2 separate regions of the Homo sapiens genome follow, and region 1 is linked to region 2. The links are chromatin loops, found by intact Hi-C in ENCODE. Cell type or tissue: Calu3. All regions are shown on one strand. Each heading gives the region's core, and the rest is flanking DNA. Links, peaks and the distances in the headings are about the cores only.

The links. Peaks named below come from ENCODE experiments on the same cell type or tissue, not always from the same donor. Only the 100,000 strongest peaks of a DNase experiment are listed, where the experiment ranks them.
Region 1: a loop joins it to region 2, with 3.0 times the contacts of the local background. A loop is called at or near these places in 6 of 110 quality-filtered maps.

Annotation. Positions count from the first base shown.
Region 1 is chr1:165,148,951-165,157,288 of GRCh38, forward strand. No RefSeq gene overlaps it. Among named protein-coding and RNA genes, the nearest start is that of LMX1A-AS2, 51 kb to the right of the region's middle. In Calu3, for the core only: no CTCF peak of the experiment used is centred there; a DNase peak (open chromatin) is centred at 3,951.
Region 2 is chr1:165,217,286-165,225,623 of GRCh38, forward strand. The region is part of intron 4 of LMX1A (LIM homeobox transcription factor 1 alpha); the gene reads right to left. LMX1A-AS1 (LMX1A antisense RNA 1) reads left to right here. Exons shown (of 3, transcript NR_183535.1): 3 at 1,308-1,759. Among named protein-coding and RNA genes, the nearest start is that of LMX1A-AS1, 5.5 kb to the left of the region's middle. In Calu3, for the core only: no CTCF peak of the experiment used is centred there; DNase peaks (open chromatin) are centred at 4,396 and 4,946.

The DNA.
Region 1 (8,338 bases), core at 154-8,153, 68 kb before region 2:
GTGCAAGCCCCCAAGCAACTCCAAATAGGGTGATATGTGATCAGAGTCAAATGAAGGACACAAATAATCAGAGGGTTAAGGATTCAGAACAGGAAAGATGCTATAGAAATGGCAGGGTCATAACAATGTATCAGGAAACATTAAGGCTTGCAATGGGCCTGAAGGTAAATCTGAGGAGCTTGGTTATAGATTTTAAGAGTCTCATCCCAGGGAATTCCCTGCCTGTTTACTCTGAAGAGAAGGTGCTCTGAAATTCTAATCTTCACTCTTCTAAGTGAAAAATCCTGGAAACTCTTCCAAGACTTGCACCTTAGACCAATCATCATGGTCTGCTGTTGACTTTCCTATCATCTGATCTTTTGCCTCATTTGCTGTTCATCCCATATTATCTTTCACTTGCCCATGACCCCTCCTCAGTGGTGGACTTTTATTACCTGCTAAGGGCTATTTTCCTGCTTCATAGATGGTACCTTCTCATTGAGTCCTTACGCAGTGGAAGGGGCAAGGCATCTCTCTGGGTCTTCTTTTACAAGGGCACTAATTCCATTCATGAGAGTGGAGCCCTGATGACCTGATCACGTCCCAAAGGCCCTACCTTCTAATACCATCACCTCGGGAGGTAGGATTTCAACGTATAAATTTTGGGCAAATAGAAGTATTCAGATCACAGCAGCATGTGTGAGGGAAAAGGGACCTGAATCTATGTGTATAGTAATGTCTGGGCACTGACACTGGTATGACCACCTACCACAAGACAAATATTAAATAGGACAATGTCTGTAATACTTTGCTAGAAGGCTATACTACAGAAGGGTATAATCCAAGATGAGTGCCGTGATAGAGCTGCAGTTACAGAGCACCCAAACATTATCACACTCTAATCATAATCACGTCTTCCACACCTGACCGGTAGGGAGCACACATGCTGCAGAGGTCAGACATATCTTAGTGTAATGGCGGAAGCTTTGTAGTAAAAGTTAGGTAGCCTGGGTCCAAGTCCCGACCTTACTCCTTTTTAGTTCCGTAACTTTGAGAAAGGGACATAAGGTGTCTAACCTTGGGTTTCCTGTAAAATTGGGACAATAAAATTCCTGCCTTGTTTACTTCAAAAGGCTATTGTGAAAATTAAATGAGATAATGAATGTCAAAGCATGTTGCGTACTCTGAAATAGTATACAAATGAAAGTTCTTGTAATATAATTGATATTTAATTCTCTCCAAAGCAGTGCAAGATGGGGTAAGAATAATCACCATCATAACGGTTAAATTTTTCTCTTTTATCATGATGTTTTTTGTCACTGAAACATCATTTCAAACTACAGAACAGTTATAAGAAAGTACAAAAAAATGCCCATAACACTTACATTTTTCGCTTTTATAATATCTTGATTTTTTGTACATCATTTCAAACTACAGGAAAGTTATAAGAAAGTAAAAAAATGCCCATAATAGTTACATTTTTCTCTTTTATAGTATCTTGATTTTTTTGTATATCATTTGTAACAGAAAAGTTATAAGAAAGGGGGGGGAAAACCTATAGGTTTGGGAGGCCAAGGAGGGTGGATCGCTTGAGGTCAGGAGGAGACCAGCCTGGCCAACATGGCGAAACCTCATCTCTACTAAAAATACAAAAATTAGCTGGGCATGGTGATGGGTGCCTGTAATCCCGGATACTCGAGGGGCAGGGGGCTGAGGCAGGAGAATCACTTGAACCCGAGAGGAGGAGGTAGCAGTGAGCAAAGATCACACTGATGCACTCCAGCCTGGGTGACACAGGGAGACTCTGTCTCAAAACAACAACAATAACAACAACAGCAACAGCAACGAAAAGCCCATCGGTCTTTTATCGGGATGCATCACATGCATCAATTAGTAATGATTTGCCCCATTTGCTTAACCATTTTCTCCCTTGCCCCCTCTCACTGTCTTGCTTTGATTGCATTTATCATGTCCCTTTATCCCTGAATACCTTGGTATATATTTCTCAAGAACAAGAACATTCTCCTATATCCTCTCAGTACAATTATCAGAATCAGCAAATTTAACATTGATATAATGCTATTATTTAACCCACGGTCCATATTCAAATTTTGCCCCTTCTCTCAAACTGTCCTTTACAGCTATTTTTTCCATTCCAGGATCCAATCTACAATGATGCACTTATTATCATGATTCTTTAAGCCTCCTTTCACCTGAAACATTTCCTCAGCCTTTCTTTGTCCTTCATGATTTGGGTATTTCTGAGGAGTAAAGGCCGGTTGTTTTGTAGAATGTTTCTTATTTGGGGATTGTCTGGTGTTTCCTCATGACTAAATTCAGGTTGCAGAATTTGGACAGAAATGCCACAGAAGAATGCTATGCCCTTCTCAGTGTATCACAGCAGAGGCATGGCTCGTCAGGTTGTCTCGATACTGGTACAGGCAGCTCTGATCACTTGGATAAGGTGATGTCCACCATGTTTCTCCACTGCAACATAATTACTATTTTCTCCCTTTGTAGTTAAATATTTGTGGGGAGAAACTTTAACATGATGTAAATATTCTGTTCTTCGTAAAGCTCACAACCACTAATTTTAGTATTCATTGGTGATTCTTGGCTGAGTGAAGTCTAATGGTCACAAGTGGTAATTTGTTAACGCCGTCCTTTCTTCTACTTTGTAAAGTTAGAATCATAAGGTGGAACTGTTCCTTCTGCCCCATTTATTTATGTATTTATTCATTTATTTATAGACTCATGGATTCTTCTTTTGCTCAATAAGTTTTAATCCATTAATATTATTGCATTTGCTTGGATTCTCAAACATCTCAGATTTGGCTAGTGGGCACCACTTCAATCTGGATCCCCATCGTTTTGACACGCTTCCATCATTTCTTTGTTAAGCACTTCCTTGCTTTCTGACACAAAAAGCTGGTCCAGGTTTATCTTGTATCTCCTCTGCCCTGTAATTCTCCATTTCTCTGAAGGGATCTAGTCAGGTTCTCTTTGTGCAGAATCATCTTTAAAAGTCAAGATCTGGACCTCCAGGCATGTGCATTGCTACTGGGGTATCATTGGTTTTAGGCCCTCTTGGTGAACTGATATCACTTTAAAACATTTTCCGGTAGTGACTGATGAATATATAGATAAACTCATTGTCCCATGACAGCTCATACATATTTAAACATAATACATACATATAATGCTAAACATACATATTAAACCTAATATGCCTATAAAGAAAACATGAATTCGTACTGGTACTTCCATTCAAACCAATGTTACGAGTTTATTCTAGCCCTTCCCCTTTCCGGATTTGGACCTCCCTTCTCTGACAGTGAAAAACCTGGCTCCCACCTACAACGTATTTACTCATTTGCCCAATGCTTGAACACACGCACAGAGCAGTTTCAGAATTACTCACCTATGCCATCATGAAAAACAAACACTATTTAGCATTCAATATTTGTTTATAGCTCTTTTTCTCTTTGGATTGGAGGCATACAGTGAAAATACTGTGTTCAAAAGTTACTTTGATTAGTTTTATTTCCTCCTTCAATATGACTGTTTTTCATATGAAATGCAAATAGATCCAATTGTTTGGATTTAATTTTATGGTTTTTTTCAGGATTTTTATTGATTTGAATTTTTTGAGTAGTAAAACATTAACTTGCTTCCAAAAGTTAAGATTGTACAAAAAGGTATTTTTAAAGATGTATCCCTCTCCTCCATCCCAATTCCTTGCACCCCATTCCCACCATGCCCTGTAAATAACTGGTTTCACTACTTTTTGGTTTATCCTTCCTGTGGTTCTTTTGGCAAAAATAAGCAGATGCCTGTATATTTCCTTATAATAGTTAATATTGTAATTATTACTGGCTTACAGAAAAGGCACAATCTGTACACACCACAGAAGTCAATGGGATCAGGTTCCATTTCTTCCTGACTCCGAGGAGCCTGTAGGGGTCAGCAGGGGACACAGAGCCAGCTCTCCAGAGCTGAGTGGATATTACAAGTTCACTGCAGCCTGAACCCACATCCATCAACTGGCTGCTAATCCTTCTTGACAGACATCCCAGAAGAAACTTGATGTGCTAACTAGTTCCAGAGTTTAACGAGTGTGAAAGCCAAGGTTTGTATTTTGGAGACTGGAAGTAAAGTGATTTATGTCTGCATTTGACTGACCACGAGAAGTCCCCAAGAAAGTGGCTGGACTCAGTTGCCTAAATGTTCTTTTTCCTCAGAGGAAAAGCTTAACCTTTTAAGATTTCTTCATTTCTTCCCCGTAAGTCTGTACTTAGGAGACCCAAGAGCCTCAAGCCTCAAGCCCTTCTTAAAATGCATTTGATATACCACCCCATGCAGGGTGACAATAGCAGGTCTGTCTGCCCGCCTGTCAGTGGGGCCTCTCAGCCCTGCAGGTGAAGAAAAAGGATGGTGGCTTCACCTGAGTGCACCTGTGCTCACCCGAGCAGAGTCAAGAATGTGAACAATTCAAGCATTCTCCAGCCTAAAAACTCAGCTGCAATGACTGCGAGTAGCTGGATGTACTTTTTTCTTTAGGTATTCCTCCTTTGTCTTCATTGCTTTCTTGGCAGAAGGGCGAAGTCAGTGCTGGATGGCAGACAGAAAGCCTCAAATGGCTGTCTTGGCTCAGGCAAGCAGGGCTACAGCAAAGGAGGCAGCTTCAGCTGTTCTGTACAGACCGGAGAAATATGAGACCACCTGGATATAAAGAAAACCCCACCCTAGACTCTGCCAAGTATGGAGAGGAACAGAGCTATCTCTTCCATCCCCAACTCTCAGTGTTTTCTTAAGTCCTTCATACATTTCCACTTTAGTACACTCAGCTGAGAAGTGTAAAGAGATACTCACCCTTAGGGCTAAGAAAAGGTAAATTCTCCCCCTCCTCATTCCAGCTGAAACCCTCTCTAGGTTCACAGCAGCCCCCTTGTGCCCCATGAGGCAGACAATTGGGAATAATGTGTTGATAGATGGTAACATATAGGCGGGAACAATAATGTCCCACTACTGTGGCGCTTTTATAGGTTCTTGGATTTGGAAGGGCCTTAGAGGTCACCTAACTGACCAGTCTTCCATCTCTCTAGCAATCCCTCTGCAATACCTTTGACAGGTTGCCATTCAGTCTCTGTCTGAACACTTTCAGTGATAAAGAACTCCACACTGTTGAATAGCAGACTACTACTCATCCTTCAAGACCCTGATCAAATGTCATCTGCTCTGTGAGGCTTCTCCCAACTCAGCCAGGCATATCGGTTACTCCATAATTTGTGATCCCTCAGCACTTTACCCTCACTTCATCAGAACACATTATATTGGAATTTATCTTTTTCATCCATATCTGTCTCTCCCATTTGTCTCTGAGCATTTAAAGGAAGAGAGCCACATATTATTTATCTTTGTATCCTCAACTCTTACTGCAATACCTGACACTTAGATGGTGTTCCAATAATGATCGTTGACTATATAGATGAGTGTATTCTCTTAAGACCACTTACACCATATTTAAACAACTATAATTATTAGAAAATCCATCCTTACATCGAGCCTATGTCTTCTTTCCACACAATGGTCTTTATTCTGCCATTAGACAAAGGGACAAAAGGACACATCAAATATCCATTATGTGCTAGACACTGTGCTTGACAAGTTTATAGAAAGTCCACTTATGGTTCCATTAACTGTTCTTCCAATAGTTGCTGTCCTCATGATTCCCACAGACCTCTCCTGTGCAGTCTAACCCTCCACGGTCAGGCCCACAGTTTCTCAGCTGATGTGGCTTTAGGACCCTGGCTTTCCATTCACCCTGGTCTGGATGGGTTTATCATGAAGAAGCTAAGGAAACCCAGAATCGTGTATTTAGTTCCACTTGCTGTCCTGATAATGCAATGTCTGCTGGAATAGCCTGTGACAGCTCCTCAGTTTCAGGCAGGGCAGATACAAAGGCTTTGGGAAAAGGTGAGCACTTTCCCTAAGTGCCAGCCACAGCACCTCAGCAGGCCAATGTTTCCTGATCTCCCTTCAAGCCAACTTCAAGGGAAGCTTCTGTTCAGCATCCTAGCTTATGAAACATTAAACCTGAGAGCAAAGGGCCATATCCCACCCTCAGAAGATTATTATCAGTAGTGGCTCATCCTTAGTCCCAGGTTTTCCTTTGTAGATCAATCAACAACATTTAACTTCTAGTCTTGCCTGGACCTATCATCTATTAGAGTTTTAGTTATTTTCGAGTAGGAGATTTCTCTGCAAATACTGCTGCCAGGATATGCATATATCCATGTATTTTAGCTCACCAGGTCTCTTCCCTCTGGAGAACACCAGGAATACCAGGGAGAGGTGGAATGAGAGGGCAAACTGACACTGAAAGCAAAGGCACAGATGTTCAAGTCAAACTTCACCTGGAGCCAACCCCTCTCTTCACTCTTGCAAAAACACACCCATCCAGCCAAGTGCATTTCTTTCTTGCCACCTCTAAAGATGAATTTCTGATGATGACATATTTGATTTCAGTCACTGTCTTCACAGCTGAAAGTGAACTGCCCAGTAACTGTCTAACATTCTTTTCAAAGCCCACCACAGCATTTCCTTCTCATCAGATATCCTATCAGGCTCTTGTTAGCTATACTGGCTTTCAACACATCCCTGTCCATGTCAGCTTAACCTTAATGCCTTTCTACATGCAAAGTGACCACTTGTGCTTTGGGCCCACCCTGTATCCTATAGAGGCTTCCATCCCAACAATTGATTGAAATTACTTACTTATACAACTGTCTCCCACAAAATAGTCTATGAGCTTCTTGAGGGCAGGAACTTTACTTTGGCTTTGGTTTTGGCTTAGTATTTGCAGGATCCAGTATAATCTCTGACATGTAGGACACACTCAGTCAGCACTGATAAACTCCTTTTAACAGTCCAAAAAAGTGGTGAGTCAATGTTTTTGATCTTATACCTCATGTCAGTGGCTTTGGAATTTGTAAAAAAAAAAACATCTGGGGAGCTTTTTAGAAATACACACCACAGATCTGTTGATTCTATTGTATTGATGGGACCTTGATACTTGCATTTGTAAATAAGTAACCCAGATGATTCTGATGTGGGTGTTCTTCATTGCACATTTTGATAAATAGTGATTAACCTGCAGCCTTCTTCCTCACCATATTCTGGGTTTAGGGTAATTTGCCATTTCATACTCATAAGATTATTAGCCTGGTAGATTGGTCACACATTGTAAATGCAGTAGATCTACCATTCAGCAAGGCATGAGAGAAAGTCTCTTATGGGGTAGACACAATTAAGTAAATTAACAGCTGTTTAGATACCATCAGTCAGGATAGGAGAGGCTATGCTGCAGTAACAATCAATCACAAAATCCCAGTGGCTTAATGTAACAAAAGTGTACTTCTTACCCAATGAACTTGGCAGAGGACTTGGTTTATGTGTAGTCACTCAGGGAGCCAGGAAGGTAGAAGTTCCACATCAAAGTGTGCTTCCAGTGTCCCACAGAGGGGAGGAAAGGATGTGGCAAGTCCTGCACTGGCCCCAAGGCTTTGTCCTGGAAGTGACATATGCTCACACTTCGTTATGCAAAGCAAGTCCTGTGACCACACCCAAGGAGAGGATAGCACGAATGCTAACCAATACCAGTAATGATTACCCAAACACTCACGTCCAATATGAAACCAGAGAAAGGTGTTAGAGAACCTGGCACAAAGTAGATGCTCTGATAAAAATATTTATCAGACCAAAAAAAAAAAAGAGAAAATGTGGCCCTTGTGTGGGGAAAAAACTATCACTATCTTTCTGCTTGCAAAGCTGGTTATATTCTGTTTTAACATATATTAAAATGTATGTTCTATGTTATTGAGTGGAAGAGCCATAGATTACAGAACAGCTATTGGTATGATTATGAACTAATTTAGAAAAAGTTATGGGTGTACACATACACACAAGGCATAGTTATATGTTACATAACAAGAATTAAGTGTCTGAAACCATGTTCCACCAAATGTTATTAATGTATTATTTCAATATGATGGGCTTTTAAGTAACTTTTAAAATTTTATTTTTCTTATGTTGTTTGACATACTGTCAGTAAGCATGATAATCAGAAACAAACAGTAAAGTAACTTCTGTTTTGAGAAAAGAATATACAAATGCTCATTGCAAGGGAATAAAGTAGGCAATACTAATGAAAACATGCATGGCAGGAAATGAAAATAATTAGTATATGTTCTGAAATAAGAGCAAGTTTATAGAGTGACCTAAGATACAAAGCTGTCTGTCGAGGAATATTCTGTGGAGTACATAGAGAAAAATCTGACATGTCCATCATAAAATAAAG
Region 2 (8,338 bases), core at 168-8,167:
AGGGCCTTCTGGGGTCCTCCTACTGCTGTTGCTGTACTCAGCCTTGCCTGGGACATGTGTACATCCCCCAAAGAACTGCTGTGCCATCGTGAACCAACAAAGAGAGGGGAGGAGAACACCTCCTAGGTTAGCCGTTGGGGCCTATTTTTAGGGGAGGTGGTGAGCACCACAGGTGGCTGCTCCTTCCTTCTCTCCGCATCCCTGAAAGAAAAGAGAAAAACATATTTGTTTTCAAAACGAGGAGAAGAGAAGGGGAAAGGGACGAGGGATTGGTTCCAGGACCCCTGCATATACTCAAGTGCATACTCAAACCTGTGCATACACAAGTCCCTCAGCTGGTCCTGCCTAACCTGGCTACAGGAAAAGTGGGTCTCCCACAGTGCATATATGTGGGTTTCACAGCCCTTGAATACTGTCCGCATTTGGTTGAAAAAAATCCACATATAAGTGGACTTGCACAGTTCAAATCCATGTTGCTCAGGGTTAATGGTAGCAGTAGTAGTGGTGGTTTGTCTCTGGAGTGTTTCTGTTGCTTTTGTGGTGCATTTTCTTTCTTTGAGTCCTCCTTCCTGCTATTCAATATCTCATTCTCTTCCATCCCTTTACATCTTCCATTTTGCTTTCTAAGAAGCACTTCATGCTCTAGAGCTGGAGTCTACAGACGTTTCATCTAAAATGCCAGAGTTAACATTTTAGCCTTTGCATGCCTCACAGTCTCTGTTGCAGCTACTCAACTCTGCAATTGTAGCACAGAAACAACCACAGACAATATGAATGGGCATGGCTGTGTTCCAATAAAATGTATTTCAAAAACAGGCATCAGGCCAGATTTGGCCTGCATACCATAGTTTGCTGACCCCTGCCCTAGACCTCTCCTGACCTCTTGTTCTCCATCAAAACTTACACATCCTGTGTCCCGTTCTTCCAGCTCTGACTCTGGAGGCAGGAAACACTGCTGATGGTTAGCATGGTTTGATATGTTCTCTCCCACAGTCAATAACATATATGCATTTAATAAGAAATGCCACTACCCAACAGTCACCAATGTGGAATTTTGGGCATCCTGGCACATCTGAGCCAGAAAGATTCTGAAGATGGAGGAACAGAGGAACCTTTTGGCACCTCTCAAAGTACAGATAGATGCCACAAGCCAGCTGCCAACAGGAATCCAGACCCTGGCTAACCATCACCCAGCTTCCATCTACTGTGTTGTAAATATTATGGGTATAGTGGCGCCCTCTGACTCTCCTGGGGAGTTTCCAAGCTGCTCTTGGGGTGCTCACTGAGGCTTTTGTTTTCTCTTTCAGCAGGGGCAGACCTGCCTGACTTGGATATCAGCTTCTCCATGAAAATATGCAGTGCCTAAAATTTACACTGATCGATTTGTTCACGAGAAAGGACATTTCTAAAAGAGCCAGGAGACTGCCCCCAGAACCAAGAGGAGTACTGGAGAGCAGAAGATGAAGAAAAACCTTTAAACAGCAGAGCAGTGAAGTGGAGGGAGAGGCGGCCCCTCTCCTTTGCCAGAGACTCCCACTCCCAGATGCAGGCTGGAGCGATCCCTCATAATTTAAGCTGACACCCCTCAGCGGAGATGAAAGGAACACCACTCGCTGCTCTCCAACAACAAATGTCAGCATCCCTGGAGGCCGTTTAGACACAAACGCAGCATAAATCTGACTCCTAGTGGGGAAGTCCAGAGATTAAGTCTCCACACACAGCCTACCAGAGTGAAATGAATTTGCTTGGCACAAAGTTTGAACATGTTTCTCAGGGCCTTTCTTTCCCCTTTCTTGTAAAAAAAAAATCTGGAATGGTTCAGGGCTGTTTTCCCCCTTGCTGTTCCTTCCACTCGTTTATGACATAAGCAATGGCAGATGAAAGACCCAGCCATGGTTTATGGCTCAGAGACGGAGCTGCACTACCTGTGGGGCCTCGGAGATTCATTTCAGGTTGTTGGAAAAATCCCAACGGCCCATAAACAGGGCAAGAGATATCTGAGCTTGGCCTAGGAGGCGAGGGTGAGGGAGGGGATGAGAGACCTTCATGCTAGGGCAGGGAGAGGCAGGAATGGGCCTCAGATGCTTCCCCAGAGATGAGCCTCATAAATGTCTTTTAGACAGGGGGAGTAGAGGAAGGGTCTGGGATTTGTTGTGAGTGGAGGGAGGAGGGAAAGAAAGAAGGGAGGAATTTATGAAGACAGGATATATAGGAAGCTATTTCAGTCACTGCCCTGCACTATAGGACTAAAATTCCATTCTCCCTGACAATAGCAGCGATCAACTCTCAATGCAATGAACTCAAAGCAGAATTTAAAATCCAAGAGGCAAAAAGTGCAGTTCTCTAGAAAAGCAAAGTCCATGTAGCTACTGTTTTGAAACTGTCTGACACATAGTTCTTCAAGGGAGTTTCTACTCAGACCAAAAACAGTTTCTGGTAAAAGATTTGACTTGGAGTTCTTTCATTTACTCTTACACTTAGCACTTATTATGGGCTAATGTGTGGAGCACTGCACAGGGACAATCCTAGGATCCAGGGATGATGAAGATTCAGCCTCTGCTCTCACAGATATATGTGATTAGTAGAGGATAAAGACCCAGCACCAAAATAATAACTGTGCAGAGGAGTTAAGAGAGGGGACTAGGGAAGGGTTCACAGTGCAGGTGTCACCTGAGCTGAAAATGAATGACACAAATGGTGACCAGGAGTTGCCAGGGAGAAAAGGGGAGAGAGGGCACTTTATGCCAAGGGCATAAAATACCTAATGACATGGAAACAAGACATTGACCTGGAATGGAGGCTTCTCAAATATGAATGTTCCTGGCATTCCACCACACATTCAGCACTGTTCCGAGTACTGTGAGGGGATAAAAAAGAAGAACCCCTTGCTCTTAAGGAACATAAAACTGAATTACAGTGAGTTGGCATGTAAAAGATACTAAAGTATATTAAAGTGTAAGTAGTTAAGTTCTTCAGGCATAGTAAAAACTGAAAAAAAAAAGTGTGAGCATTTAGAAAAGAGGAGTATCAATTAGCCAGAGAAGTTAATGAATGAAGGAGGCTTCCAGGTAAGGAAGGAGAGGATTTAGAAAGCCCAGTGGGAAGAAGGAGGTGTTACAAAGGACAGGAAGGAAAGGAAGAAGGTGTGTGCAGAGATAAGTGTGGGCCTTTTGGGGCCACAGGCAGCCTTTCATGGCATGGAAGGTCTTATTGGAGCCTTCCACCTAACCGAGGAATAAACATAGCCTCAAAGAGGTGCAGAAACCTGTCCCAAAAGACACAGGGCATAGGTGGCAGGGTCAGGTTTCATGCAAGGCTTGTCTACTTCCAGGACCAGGCCCAGAGGCACCCCTGCAGGGAGGAAAGGAACAGGCTGTTTAGCCAGCATATCAGACATAGTAAGCAATTGACAGTCATCTGTACATGCCTTGGGCCAAGTGTGTGGAAAATCAAATGCTTTGTCTCCCATTAATTACTAATAACCATTAAAGATTACTCTTTCTACGGGAAGGTGTGTGGAGTGGTGGAAAGTAACTTTGACCGTAAAATAGGAGACCTGGATCCTAGTTCTAATTTTGCTACTAAGCTGTGTGCCCTTGGATAAAATTCCTCATGTCTCTGAGATGTAATTTCTTCATCTATGAGATGAATTAAAAATTCCTTATGTTTACCTAATACTTGACATGGCATCACTTTATAATTGCATTGTTTCACTGTTTCTACCACAACCCTATGAGACAGGAAATGCCTTGTTATCGGTTTTTTACAGATGAGCAAACTGAGGCCCAAGAAGAAAGTAAGGTGATCTTTTGCCCAAGGACACACAGCTGGGATGCTCTTTCTTCAACCCCTATCTCTCCCTACCTGCTTGATTTGCCTCACGGGTTGTTGTAAAGATCCAAGGATATGTGGTGCTTGCAAAATATCAGGTGCTGTCTAACTGCAGGCAGCATTATTGTTATTAAAGAGTGAAGAAAGAAAGGGAAGGCTTTCTGGAGGGGGTGAAAGGTTGACCCTGAGCTCCTGCTGGAAAAGCCATTCTTTTCAGTACAAAAGGGGCAGAGCTTATTTTAAATCCCCATATCTCCTCAGACCCTCCCGTCTCCCCCCAACTCCCCCCAACTATCCTGCCCTGCCACTGCAATCCCCACCAGGGCGAATGCAAGGAAAATCTCCAAGCACCGTGCACTAAGCACTCCAGGAGCAGAGCAGACAGAAACCAAGCTGCATGCCAGAGTCAGGCCGTAGGTAAAGTGTCCCAAGAAAGACACCTTTGTTCAAAGATGTCCACTGCAGAGGGGGGTTTCTGGGCCAGGCAGGGGGAGGGACCGGGCAGGTCAGAGGCAGGGCACTTCAGCTCAGACGTCCAGGCAGGCCCCAAAGGGGAGCTGTGTGTCTCCACTCTGAGTGCTGGCAGCCCGCCACGGCCTGGATGCCTCTCCCTTTGCTTTCCTCAGCTGGCTGGTGCTCATGAAGGGAAACCTTGTGCTTGGCAGGTATTCAGGGAAACAGGACAGTATTGGGACTGATTGGTAGAATTACTGTGGATTTGCATCAGTTTCAGGCCTTTTCACATTTGGATAGATCTTAAGCTAACACCTACCTTAGCTCTGTCTCCACTCTACACACACACACACACACACACACACACACACACACGCACACGCACACACACACGCTTTCTCTCTCTCTCCATCATTCCCTCTCTGAATTTTTCCATCTCTTTCTCTCTCCTATCTAATAAAAACATGGCCAAATGTAGTCCAAACTGATAAGCACAGGTGTATACTGCATGTACCTACACATAGATTTGTCAGAACTGCAAATACTGGCAACTGAAATATCAGAAGATTCCTCCCCACCAACATCACTGTATTCAAATCAAGCCTGGGTAAATATACTAACTGAAACCATAACTCGTTTTGTTTTGATTTGGCCAGCCTCCAAGAAGGAGACTGTAGAGCTCATAACAAGTCGATTCAGATGTTTGGGGCTCAGAGCTCAGTCTAGATAAAAGCTCATTAATCCAGCTTCCCTATGGTTCACTAGGCTTGGAGTATTATATGCATGACATTGTATTAGGTTCAAATGAATAAGGTTTGAGTGTGTTTGTCCTAATTTGGGAAGTAACTTAAGTGGATCGAATACCATCTCTCTTTGGAGTAGTCCAATTCTGCTATATTAATTACTAGTCTTTTGAAGGATAAATTATCTGAGAAAATTAAATTGTTTCTAGGCAAGGGTTGGAAGACAAAGGGTTAATTATCTCTCCAAATTGAAAAAGACCAAGACAACAATCCTGTAGGTGGTTAGGAAGGTGCGGTAAGTTGACTAACACTCAAAATGTTCTCATTGCAAAAGTGAGTCCTCATTGGTCAAATTCACTGTGGTTTTAAACATAGAGAGAAGTTGCCTGAATGACCACAGCTGATCAGACTGCTTGAGCCCTTGGCTGAGACACCGTGGTTCCCGACCAGGCCTTCTGCTGGTTTGGAGAGGAAAGCCGAGGCCCATACCCAGCCGGGTCTATGCCTTCAGACTCCAGTCCATTCCATAAACCACTAACAGGCTATCTGAAAGAGCAAGATAAAACAGGGTCAGATACCTAGCCTTTGTTCTTACCTCCACTACTCACCAGCTGTGTGACCTAAGGCAAATTACCTAACCTTGCCTAGGACTGGGAGGAGGTTTGGGAGGAAATGGAGATTCACTGCTAATGAATACAGAGTTTCTTTTGGTGGTGGGGTGGGGGAGTGATAAAAAATGCTCTAAAATTGACTGTGATGGTTGTACAACTCCGAATACACTAAACACTATTAAATTATACACTTCAAGAAAAAAAAAATGGCCTAACTTCTCTAAGCCCTACTTTTCTCTTTGTAAAATCAGAATAATAAAGATCTGTCAAGCCACCCTGATAGGACTGTTATGAACACAGTACAGACACAGTAGATAAATGCACTTTGAAAAAAGTTGTAATAAAAGTGTAAGATATTTCAAATATTTTTATTATGACTCTTGGCTGTTCGTGAACTTACCACATATCCCCACTGGCTAAGAAACTCAAACTCCTCATATGGAAAATTCCATCATTCAACAACTCCAGCTTCAGTGTGCCTACTATGTGTAACCACTCTTTTAGACCCAGAATAAGGAGGAATGGACAAGATCAAGAGAGCCTTTGCCTTCCTACCTCTAGTAGGAGAAGATGGTGAATAAAGAAAAACAGAAAAGAAAACAGAGCAATGGGATAAAGAATGACTGCAGGAGTGAGAAAGGCTTCTTAAATTCACAGTTCTGTGCTAACAGGGAGGTCCAAATCTATCTGCTCTTTGCAGCCTCCCTCAGCTCCTGTCCATGGTAATTTCTTCCCTTTCCAAATACCCAGAGCACGTGTTTGTCTATCTCAAATACTTTAGTTACTCAAGCATATTCAAACAAGAAGACAATTTTGTATGTTGTCTTACATTATTCTCCAACCATTTTAGTGGAAAACAGTATCCTAAGCTCTAAGTACAAACTTTAAAAAAAAAAAAAAAACTAGTGTACTACACCCATATAAAGATTCTGTTTTGACCTACTTCTGGAGGCAGTATAACAGAGTGACTAAGAGAGATGCTTTGGACTCAAATATTTTGCTCTGTCATTTACTAGCTAGTGGCCTTGGCCAGTGATATGGTTTGGATCTGTGTCCCCACCCAAATCTCATGTTGAATTGTAATCCCCAATGTTGAAGGCAGGGCCTAGTGGGAAGTGATTGGATCATGGGGGCAGTTTCTCATGGTTTAACACCATCCCTCTTGGTGTTGTCATGATGATAGTGAGTCCTCATGAGATCAGATTGCTTAAGTGTGTGTGGCACCTCTCTCCTCTTTCTCTTGCTTCTTCTCCACCATGTAAGATGCCTGGATCCCCATTCACCTTCCTCTATGATTGCAAGTTTCCTGAGGCCTCCCCAGAAGCCAAGCAGATGCCTCCATGCTTCCTGTACAGCCTCTGGAACCATGAGCCAATCAAAACTCTTTTCTTTATAGATTTCACAGTCTCCTGTATGTCTTTATAGCAGTACAAGAACAGACTAATACAGCAAAAATTCCCTCTGCATTAAGTCTAGGCAGCCCCATCTATAAAATGGGGTCGTTGAAAGCACCTACCCAACAAGATAGTTACAGGAACTATGGGGTACAGTGTTTATGGTATCTAGTTAATGGTAAGAAATTAACTAAATGCCGGCTTTCATCAGCATTATAATTTTGTGTGTCTTCTATATAATTAGAATAAGCTTCCAGAAAACAGAGTTCAAGTCTAAATCATCTTTGTATCCTCCACAACACAACAACATACTGAGTGCTCAGGAGATTAATAATTAGCTGTTGAATAGCTTGTGTTTCAGTTAATATAGAAGGAAGAGAAATAAGCCAAAGGTCACACTGGCAATGCGTTGCACAAACAAATGTGCTGTAGAGTTCTGCCTTTCCATCTTTTCACAAATCAATTCACCAATGCCAACCAGTAACTTCCAGTCACTATAGAAATTATTAGCTACCTCCACAGTTAGGGTTCACCTGGGATGAAATTTATTTCCCTTGAACTACAATCTGAATCTCTTTCACATTGATATTGATGCTACCAACAGTCCACCTTCTCATTAGTACCCATCCAGTTATGTTTCAATAGGAAGACAGGAGAGCAGGTCATGAAAAAGAGAAACCCCAAATTATGCTAATTAGGGATGGAGAGAAGGAGGGCGACTGAAGAAAATAAAATGGAAACAGGGCAGAGAAGGTGGACAGCACTGTGGAGAACATACAATCAGCAATTTGTTATCCAGCCAGTCCTCATGTGACTGCAACACATAGTCTCCAAGGACAGCTTGGGGGAAAGAGGGGAGCACTTGGTCAGGAGGCCCTCAGCCCTGGCAGACTGGGCGGCTTCCCAGCTGAGAAATCTTGGACAGACCTTCCCATAGCCATGCTTCGTCATTGGTGAGAACACAAGATTAAGTGAGGAAAGTATAAATACTGTTTGCAAGGAAAGATTGCCCTAGATTGCTATAAACTGATTATAATTGTATGCAGTGAACTCCACTACAATCATTCGGAAATTATTTATGGTTATTTCCCTTAGGTGAAATTGAGTGTCTCAAGATGATCTTAATGTTGATGAAATCATTGCTGACAGTACCATCACAAACACTTTGTGTAATTAGTTAGCCTTGAATTTCTAACATTAAAAACTCTTCAATACTGTCATTACTTGTAAAAGACAGAGTTTATTGTTGAAATAGGGGTTAGAGGAAAAACATTGTTACTCCGAACCTAAGACCGCTGTAATTATA